Regions from separate parts of the Homo sapiens genome. Here region 2 is linked to region 1. A link is a contact called in ENCODE Hi-C or POLR2A ChIA-PET data. All regions are on one chromosome and are shown on one strand. The core of a region is the stretch at or near the end of the contact, and the rest is flanking DNA. Distances in the headings are between cores, read along the strand shown. Region 1 overlaps FAR2 (fatty acyl-CoA reductase 2). Region 2 overlaps FAR2 (fatty acyl-CoA reductase 2).

Evidence for each region. A loop is a pair of places that touch in the nucleus more often than their neighbours do. ChIA-PET counts read pairs that join two places held with the same protein, here RNA polymerase II (POLR2A). Pooled maps may share reads with other maps.
Region 2: a map of endothelial cell of umbilical vein shows a loop between it and region 1 (6-fold over the local background). The contact joins two enhancer-like sites. A Hi-C loop is called at or near these places in 1 of 168 maps with a recorded cell type or tissue (endothelial cell of umbilical vein), 2 of 37 single-sample maps with no recorded cell type and 2 of 50 pooled maps. POLR2A ChIA-PET finds 5 or more read pairs at or near these places in 2 of 52 experiments (common myeloid progenitor, CD34-positive and endothelial cell of umbilical vein).

The regions. Positions count from the first base shown.
Region 1 is chr12:29,207,078-29,211,401 of GRCh38, forward strand. All of the region lies in intron 1 of FAR2 (fatty acyl-CoA reductase 2), which reads left to right. Among named protein-coding and RNA genes, the nearest start is that of FAR2, 60 kb to the left of the region's middle. Within about 2 kb of position 2,019, at least 3 of the 41 ENCODE cell types and tissues checked have a DNase peak (open chromatin) inside an H3K27ac peak, as active enhancers do.
Region 2 is chr12:29,240,207-29,244,530 of GRCh38, forward strand. The region is part of intron 1 of FAR2 (fatty acyl-CoA reductase 2); the gene reads left to right. Among named protein-coding and RNA genes, the nearest start is that of FAR2-AS1, 75 kb to the right of the region's middle. Within about 2 kb of position 2,030, at least 19 of the 41 ENCODE cell types and tissues checked have a DNase peak (open chromatin) inside an H3K27ac peak, as active enhancers do.

The DNA.
Region 1 (4,324 bases), core at 769-3,268:
TCAGGTTGCATCTGACTCTTAAATGGTCTTGCATACCAGGCCAAGGAATTTGGAAACGTATTTGACAATCTTTCTTCTGTTGAGGACAATGGAGTAAATTTAGCCACAACGCCTGACTTTTTCAGCTGGAGAAATATTTGCTTTCCTCCGTATCATGTATTTCCTCACTTCCCACTCTGGCCCCCTGCTTAGAAACTTCGGTTTAACAGGAAATAAGTGTAGACACATGCTAATACTTCACCAGTTCCTCATTCTCTCAAATACAGGATCCTGGCTGATACTATGGGAATGTGATTCAGAAAGTACAAGTACTATGTAGAATTCCCCTGAGTAGTAGCCAGGAGGGGTCACCAAGAGGCAGCAAATTTAGTCTCTCCAACAAGGTAAAGCAGGCCACCCTGGGTTCTCATCCCATTTACAAGGACAAAGGGAGTCGGCACTATCACCTCCAGAATTACGGATGCTTTCACTACAGTTTCCATTTACTTGCTACTATGGTTTGTTCTCGTTTCTCTGATTTTTTTTTCTCTTTTTCCCTTTTTTGAAGAATGGACCTGGGTAAAGTTATGATCATATTATGGCTAATATTGGGCTGAAACAGACTGGATGGATGGATGGATAGATAGACAGATGATACATAGGGATAGATTATTTGTGAAGAGGACTGCCTAACTAAAAGGAAATATTTCAGCTTACAGCTGGCACTTTATAAGACTCTTTGCAGATAAAATTCTGTTAGACCTTTAAAGAAAATAAATTTCACACTACTGTCCTAATGCAGGAACTTGAACACAGCACATTAACTGTAAGTCTTTGCTTATTCATATGGTGAGACTTATTTAGGCCAGGCATGGTGGCTCACACCTGTGGTCCCAGCATTTTGGGAGGCCAGGACAGGAGGATTACTTGGGTCCAGAAGCTCAAGCCCAGCCTAGTCAACAGACCGAGATCCCCATCCCTATGAAATATGTTTTAAAAACTTATATAAAATAGTATTTCAAGTCAGTTTGTGTATTAGTATTAAAAGAAGTGTGTTGCTTTGCAGCTGACTAGAAGCTCAGCATTTCCTAGCTGGGCAAGAGCTTTGAGCATGATTGCAGCATCTCTGCAGAAAAACTACATTCTAAAAGCAACGGAAATCCTCCTGCTGCCCTTCTTCCTCTGAACTGAAGTTTAAAGACCATGGGCACTGCTGGTGACCTCCACAGAGTGTTTCAGTTCCTACCCTCTACTCCCACTCAGCATCACTGAACAGACACAGGCTAGACAGGGCAGTCTGCAGCCCAGACTGTGGTGAGGTGGGAACTGCAGTCCTACTACTTGGTCCATTGAAAGAGGAGGCCAAGAGGCAGAAAATGTTCCCTCTTAATTTTACCGTGTAACCTTTCTTAAGGTGTGGCATGCAACTATGTAATGATCACAATTGTTATATTGTTTATACATCATTTATATTTCTATCATCAGATTTTACTCAAAGGTTTACTGTGGTTGGCTTCACAAGAAGTGTAATTCTGCGTTATTCAGGTATCAGGAAGTGTTTATTAAAACTCTGGTCTTGAGCTGAGTGCCAGAGAGAAAAAAAAAATGCCCACCTGTTGGCCAGTCTAGCTCTGGAGACAAAATTATAAAATATGAGCTAATTAGAGAGTAAATGAATGCTAAAGTGAGAGATGTTTACAACAGCTGCAGGACACATTCTGAAAAGGAAATCATTGTGTGCACTGGAGTGTTTATCTGAAACCTAGAATTGGACTAATGAGTAGGATTTTATTTCTTAGTAGTGCGGGGAAAATGAGCAAAATCATGGGAGAATGTTCCAATGGCAAAATGCAACCTCGGTGTGGCAAAATAGAAGCTAATGTGAGGAAACCAACCTGCTTTAGGTGGTTTAGTCTGATGAAGACACACAGACTACTCAAAAGGGAGAACGAGGCAAGTCAGAAGACAGGCTCAGAGGCTATTGCAGAAATTCAGGCAGGAGGTAATTCAGACCTGAACTAATCTTAAAAAAAAAAAAAAGTACTACACAGGAAAAGCAATAAGAAGACCCACGGGGAATTTCACTGGAAGAGTCCAAGGGTCATATAATGTTTCCAGCTAAAGAGGAAGGTGAGAGATCATATACTTTAATGAGTAACAAAATGCTGTCCCCTGGCATCAGTGTTTTCAGCAGTTATTGCCTTTAGAGATGCTTTTGATTTTACAAGTGTATTCCTATGCTTAAAGTCTTCTCTCACTATCTTCTTTCTTACCTTAGATAAGATGCATCAGGTCAATCGTCAATGTATTGATTTTGAGGTTGGACTATCTTGGGCTCCAAGTCTTCTAGAACTGAACCTGTTCAGCTCATAAAGTGGTGTCTTCCTTTAGGACAGATAGCATTTAATAGTTTTCAAAGGTCAGGTTGGGTCAGTAGTAGGAGTGGTGATTTCACTGCCTCTGACCCTGGGAAGAAGTTACTGCTGGCCCTTGAAATTCCAGTTCTGCTGGAGGAAAACTGGAAGATGGGTTTGCTAGGCTGGCTGTGTAGAAATGAATATTGTGGGCTTGCTTCCTTGCCACTAGTTTGTAAGAATATGTCAACTCTTTTCTGCTACAAAGAAGGATGTCTGCTCTGTGTGTGTGTGTGTGTGTGTGTGTGTCTGTGTGTGTAAAAGAAAGAATAAAAGAATGCGTAAAAGAAAGAATAGTGAACTAAAAAGCAGATGAGCTGATTTTAATTTCAGCCCTGCCTCACAATACTCATTTACATACACTAATTTTGTGACTTTGGCAATTCATTTAATTTCTTATGGTTTCTTATGCTTTTCTTACTTCATCTCATCAGCATCATAACAATTGTTATTAGGCAGGGTACAGTGACCCAGACCTGTAATTCTAGCACTTTGGGAAGCTGAGGCAGGAAGATTGCTTGAGCCCAGGAGTTCAAGACCAGCCTGGGCAATATAAGGAGACCTCTGTCTCTATAAAAATAAAAATAATCAACCGGGTGTGGTGGCGTGCACCTGTAGTCCCAGCTACTTGGAGGCTGAAAGTGGGAAGATCAATTGAGCCCCGGAGGTCAATGCTACAGAGCTAGGATCATGCCACTGCACTCCAGCCTGGGTGACAGAGTGAGAACCTCTCTCAAAATAAATTAATTAAATATTTATTAGTTAATTAGTTAAATTAATTCTGTTTTAGAAAAAAAGCAATTATTATCACAAGCTAGACAGTTTATCAGTGTTTACTCTAAGATACTCTAATCAAGGTAACAGAAACTCAAAAATACTATCCAAAGTCGGGACCTTGCAAGTGTCTATTTCAAGACTGATTTCCAAGCCCAGGTTCTTTGTGCCACCTCACACCAGAGGTGCATGTCGTCAGGAAGAGCTATGCCATAAGTGGCCAGCCATGTCTTCAGTTGCTAGTGGTTTGGCCTTATTGTATGTAAAAATATATTTATGTATATAAAAACAGTAGAGATTCTGGCAATAAGAATAGATGAATATTCCGCAGTGACTTAGGCTTTCTGTTACATATTCATTGTGATGCCAGTTGGCAGAGGACTAAGCTGGCCATTCCAAATATGATTTCTTTTTTAACTCTTGTAAAACTGTATTGGCTGGGCTCATGCCTGTAATCCCAGCACTTTGGGAGGCCAAGGTGGGCAGATCATGAGGTCAGAAGTTTGAGACCAGCCTGGCCAATATGCTGGAACCCCGTCTCTACTAAAAATAGAAAACTTAATCGGGTGCGGTGGCATGGGCCTGTAGTCCCAGCTACTCTGGAGGCAGAAGAATCACTTGAACCCGGGATGCGGAGGCTGCAGTGAGCCAAGATTGTGCCACTGTACTGGGTGTGACAGAGTGAGACTCCGTCTTAAAAACAAAAAAAAAACTATATCATTCTTATAAGTGGGAGAGTCATTTACTACTTTCATGCCTATAGTGTGTGTGTGTATGTGTGTGTGTGTGCATATATATATATTAGCCATATGTAGGTTTTCATGAAACTGATCTCTGTAGGGTTGATTTTTAGTCTGGCTTCTGCTGAGTTGCATTCTTCTTCTTAAGAATATCTTGTGGACCAGGTGCGGTGGCTCACACCTATAATCCCAACTACTTGGGAGGCTGAGACAGGAGAATTGCTTGAACCTGGGAAGCGGAGGTTGTAGTGACCGGAGATCACGCCACTGCACTCCGGCCTGGGCAATGGAGCAATACTCCGTCTCAAAAAGAAAAAAAGAATATCTTGAATATCTTGTGGGTGTTCTTACATAACCCAGTCAAAAAGACAGATAAGCTCCTCCTAGCCTCTTTCTAAGACTTTAAAGAGTGCTTTA
Region 2 (4,324 bases), core at 780-3,279, 33 kb after region 1:
CCTTCCCTTTAGTAAGCAAAAACATAACTCATGCCAGATTCCAAGCATTCTGGAAGTCAGAGCTTACACCTGCATTTCCAGGGATTCCTGGCCAATTTGTAGTTTCACCATCAACTCCCACTCTGAAGTCCTGCTTCCGTGCAATTCTTCCTCTCCCTGCTAATTGGCTCACTACCTGTCAGGACTCCTCCTTCCATATGACTTCCAATGGCCGACGCTGCTCCACTTTCCAAAAGTACCACCAATATAACTGTGTAGCAAGCACTCCCAGAAGGGGTGAGGTGACACAGAGAAATCATGGCACAAAATGGGTTGTTTTTTTTTTAATTTGAAAATGTGAATTTACTGCCTTGTCTCATCATCCACAGCCCAGTTTGCTTCATGGGCATTCCCTCTCCCACCAGGCACTCAAGCTCTCTTACTCCTCTCTGGAATGTAGTCAGGCAGCGTTTAGTAACTATATCCAGAGATGAAGTCATTGAAAAAGGTAACTGAACTTTGTAATTAATCACAGGCACAAGGTATACATCTTAAAAATATATGTACGTTTCTCTAAAGCACTAGGAATGTCATTGTGTGTGTGTGTGTATGTATATTTTTTTTTATATATTTTTTTTGAGACTGAGTCTCATTCCATCACCCAGGCTAGAGTGCAGTGACACGATCTCAGCTCACTGCAGCCTCCGCTTCCTGGGTTCAAGTGATTCTCCTGCCTCAGCCTCCTGAGTAGCTGGAATTACAGACATGCACTACCACATCCAGCTAGTTTTTGTATTTTTAGTAGAGACGGGGTTTCACCATGTTGACCAGGCTGGTCTCGAACTTCTGACCTCAAGTGATCCACCCACCTCAGCCTCCCAAAGTGCTGGGATTACAGGCATAAGCCACGCACCCGGCCTCATTGTGTATTTAAAAGCTAGTATTGAAAGTGCCACTCTGAATGTGTACTAAAGAAAGATTAAGCTATGCACATGCTACACATATAATGTATGTGTGTGTACAAATATAATGTGTGGATGCTTTTGTATGTATGTACACATATGCCAAAATGTGTATGTATACATGTCTCCACTTCATCTTTTTTTTTCTTCTTCTAATATTGCTGTGGCTTTCTATTTTGTATCTGATGGAAATCTGGAAAGACTTTCTCAAGAAAGTGAAAGAGGAATTTCTGTAAATTTAGATTGATCTTCTTTATTTATTTAGATTGATCTAGTTATTCTGTACATCATGGTTTCTGTTTTAGTGTGTATATACTACTCAGTATTTTTCCCTTCTCTGCAGGAAAAAAAATGAGTTTGTTCTCCCTCTCCTTCCTCTTATCTCTCCAGCTAATTCTCTTATTTCTTTTTTTATTCTCTCACACTGAGGTGTTTTTTGCAGACTTTATCACAACCTGACAATGTTCTCAATGTTTCCTTTGATGCTGAGTTCTTTTTAAAAGACGTATGAAATGTAAAATCTCCCTTCCTTTCCCAGATCAATATTTGAAATAAAAAGCAGGGCAAACACCTTCAAAACGAAAAGTCTCCTGTTTCCTGTTGCCTATTCCAGCAGCAGGACTTGGGTTGCTTGCCGTTTTTCCTGCTTTTCATTTCCGAGGAGGCAGGAGCACCTCAGATGCTCCAGGGAATTGTTGATTCCAGAGAGAATTGCTGATGGGTGTAGCACCCCCTGGGTGCGTGCATCGAAGCTGTGAACAAATCCCCCCTTTCCTCACTAGAGTCTCTACAGAGAAATCACCTCAGCCCATGTATTCTGTGACAGCTGAGGATGGCAAATGTGGGAGCAATGTGGGCTTCTCCTGGTGCTAAGTCTGAACACAGAGCATAGGCCTTGCCTCAAATGTTTGCAAACATCCGTGTTAATGCTCAGCACGCCACTTTACACCGAAGGAGTCACACCAGTGTGACACACGACTTCAAGACTTCTGAGGAGCTAGAAAGGAAGTTTATGTATTTGAGGCCTTTCCCTTGGCTTCACTCCATTTAGAACTGGGTGACTCAAAATGACAAATAAGGTGTAGTAATGAAGACAAAAAGCTTCTTTAAAAAAATTATTGTTAATCCACTTCTCTTTTTGACCTCTGAACAGCATTATACTAGGGAGTTTACCCAGTCCTCTCAGTGAATAAGCTTGTGCTGAAATCCTGTGTTCTCAAGCTGGCATGTTATGTTGAAATGCTTTCAAGTTACATAAACGCCCACACTTACTAAGTGCAATTCCCTAATTGAGTCACTGGGAAGCAGCAGAAGTGAGCAGCACTGTGGTCCTGTGACACAGTGACAGTACAGAGAACTGTTTCCCCAGGAGCAACTCAAGTCTCACCACCTGCTGGGCTCCCAACTGTTCATATATTCAACCTATGGTAAAGAAATACAGAAGTAGGATTGCCATTATCATCCTCAGTATCGCCTTAAACTCTTACCAGTGTATCTGAATTGCATTTGTCTGCAAAACCAGCAGGCCTGCAGGCCGATATTAGAGTCACTTTCTTTCAAGGAAAGAGGAAAGTACTCAAAATGACAGAGTAGGTATGGCAGAGGACAGTAAAGGAAAAACCTCTCTTTTCTTTTCTACATTTGGATACTAGTTAATAGGATAACTTTGGAATGAGGGAGATCAGGTTCCAACTCTTGCTCTGCTTCTTGTGTGGCCCATTTAAAAGCTAATCTTTATAAATCCCCTTATCTGTAAAAATGGGTATAATAGTTATGTGGAACTAAATGAAAATCTACCAAATGAGAAAAAGAAAGGCTAGTTGTTCCAAGCTTGCTACAGCAAGGGAGTCAGCCACCATCACTTAACATTTTAGCAGAGACTCAAAGGCACGCAGGAGAGTGGGAAAGCATTATAGTGGAAAACGGGAAGGCTTCAGCTCTGCCCTGATTGGAGGCTGTTGCATGGGGAAGCTATAAGCAGGCCAGCTAGAGGTGGGGCACCCTGCGTGATTGGTTAGGGGATGTATTTTTGATTTTCTGTGGTTGGTGTTAACTTGGAAGTGGGGCCAAAATTAGGGAAGCTGTCAGTAATTAAGTCTTGTCAGTTTGGGGCCAGTTGTTACAGAAATGATCATTTATCTTCCTGGATTGTCACTGGAGATAGCAATCTGGTTTCCTGCAAGTCTGACTTATAGCAGGCTGGCTTCCTGGATTGTTTATTACAGATAAGGGGTTGGTTTCCTGGGCAAGTTGCTACCGGTTGTAGGTCAAAGTTCTATTTTATTATTTTCATTTTTATTTCTCATTTGTAAATTCAGTTTCAATGAAGCATTCATCAGAGAGCAGTCATGTAGCAGGTGCTCAGTAAATAATATAACTCATCAAGTGTTTGAAACCACTGCTATCTGGTATGTTTTTCTTGATCTCAGTGTTGGAGTCTTGGATTAGAAATGGGCAGATGTGGAGAAGCTCAGGTTATGTTGATATATCCTGGTCATTTTCTGTGGAATTATGCCAGCGTTGGAATGGTGTAGCAGTTATAGGCCTAATACCTCTGAATTCCTTAGGAAAGTCTGAAACTGCCATCCCATTCATTTCTCTTCTAGGAACTGTTAAAGTCCAAAAGAAACTCCAGGGCTCTAGTAAGTCTTTAACATCATGTTGAGTTCAGGATGTATTCTTCTTGGAATATCAATGAGTTTAAAGGCATCTGCAGTTGTTAAAAACTCAATAATAAGAACCTTTAAAAGATGAGAGACAAAGCACCTCATACTGAACAGGTGGTGTCTCGTTCATCATAGTATCCCCAGCATGTAGCACAATCCCTGGAACATAGTGTACATTTAATCAGCAGTTGAATGAATGAATGAATGAATGAATGAATTTCCCAACTTATATCAAATAGCTATTGTGGTGATAGTAGACATTACCTTTCCTATTATCTGCTATGTCATTTGGATATTCCTGTATGTTCTTTTTTCACCAGTGCTCCCAATATCTGATTGAGTTAAAAATAATCAAATGATTCATCATAGAACTTATACAAAATCAAAAATGACTATTTTGGTCACTTCATGCTCCAAAAATGCTGAATTCAGGAAAGAATGTGCCAATGAACACATTAAATACAATTTTAAAGCCTTGTTCAGTGAACAGGAAAGAAAGGTGACATGGTGACATAAAGTAGCTTCTTATTAGTGTCAGTGTGAAGTGGTGCCAACTTTGAACTCTAAATGCTAAATTTCTTCCAGTGATTTAACAGAAATATGTTCCAAGCCAGTTGGTTCACACAACCTCTTAGGAACTGTATATCTCAAAGTGACAGGCAGAGCTTCTTGCATTTTGTGTAGCAGAGACCCTGGAGACCAGGATTTCAGAGAAAA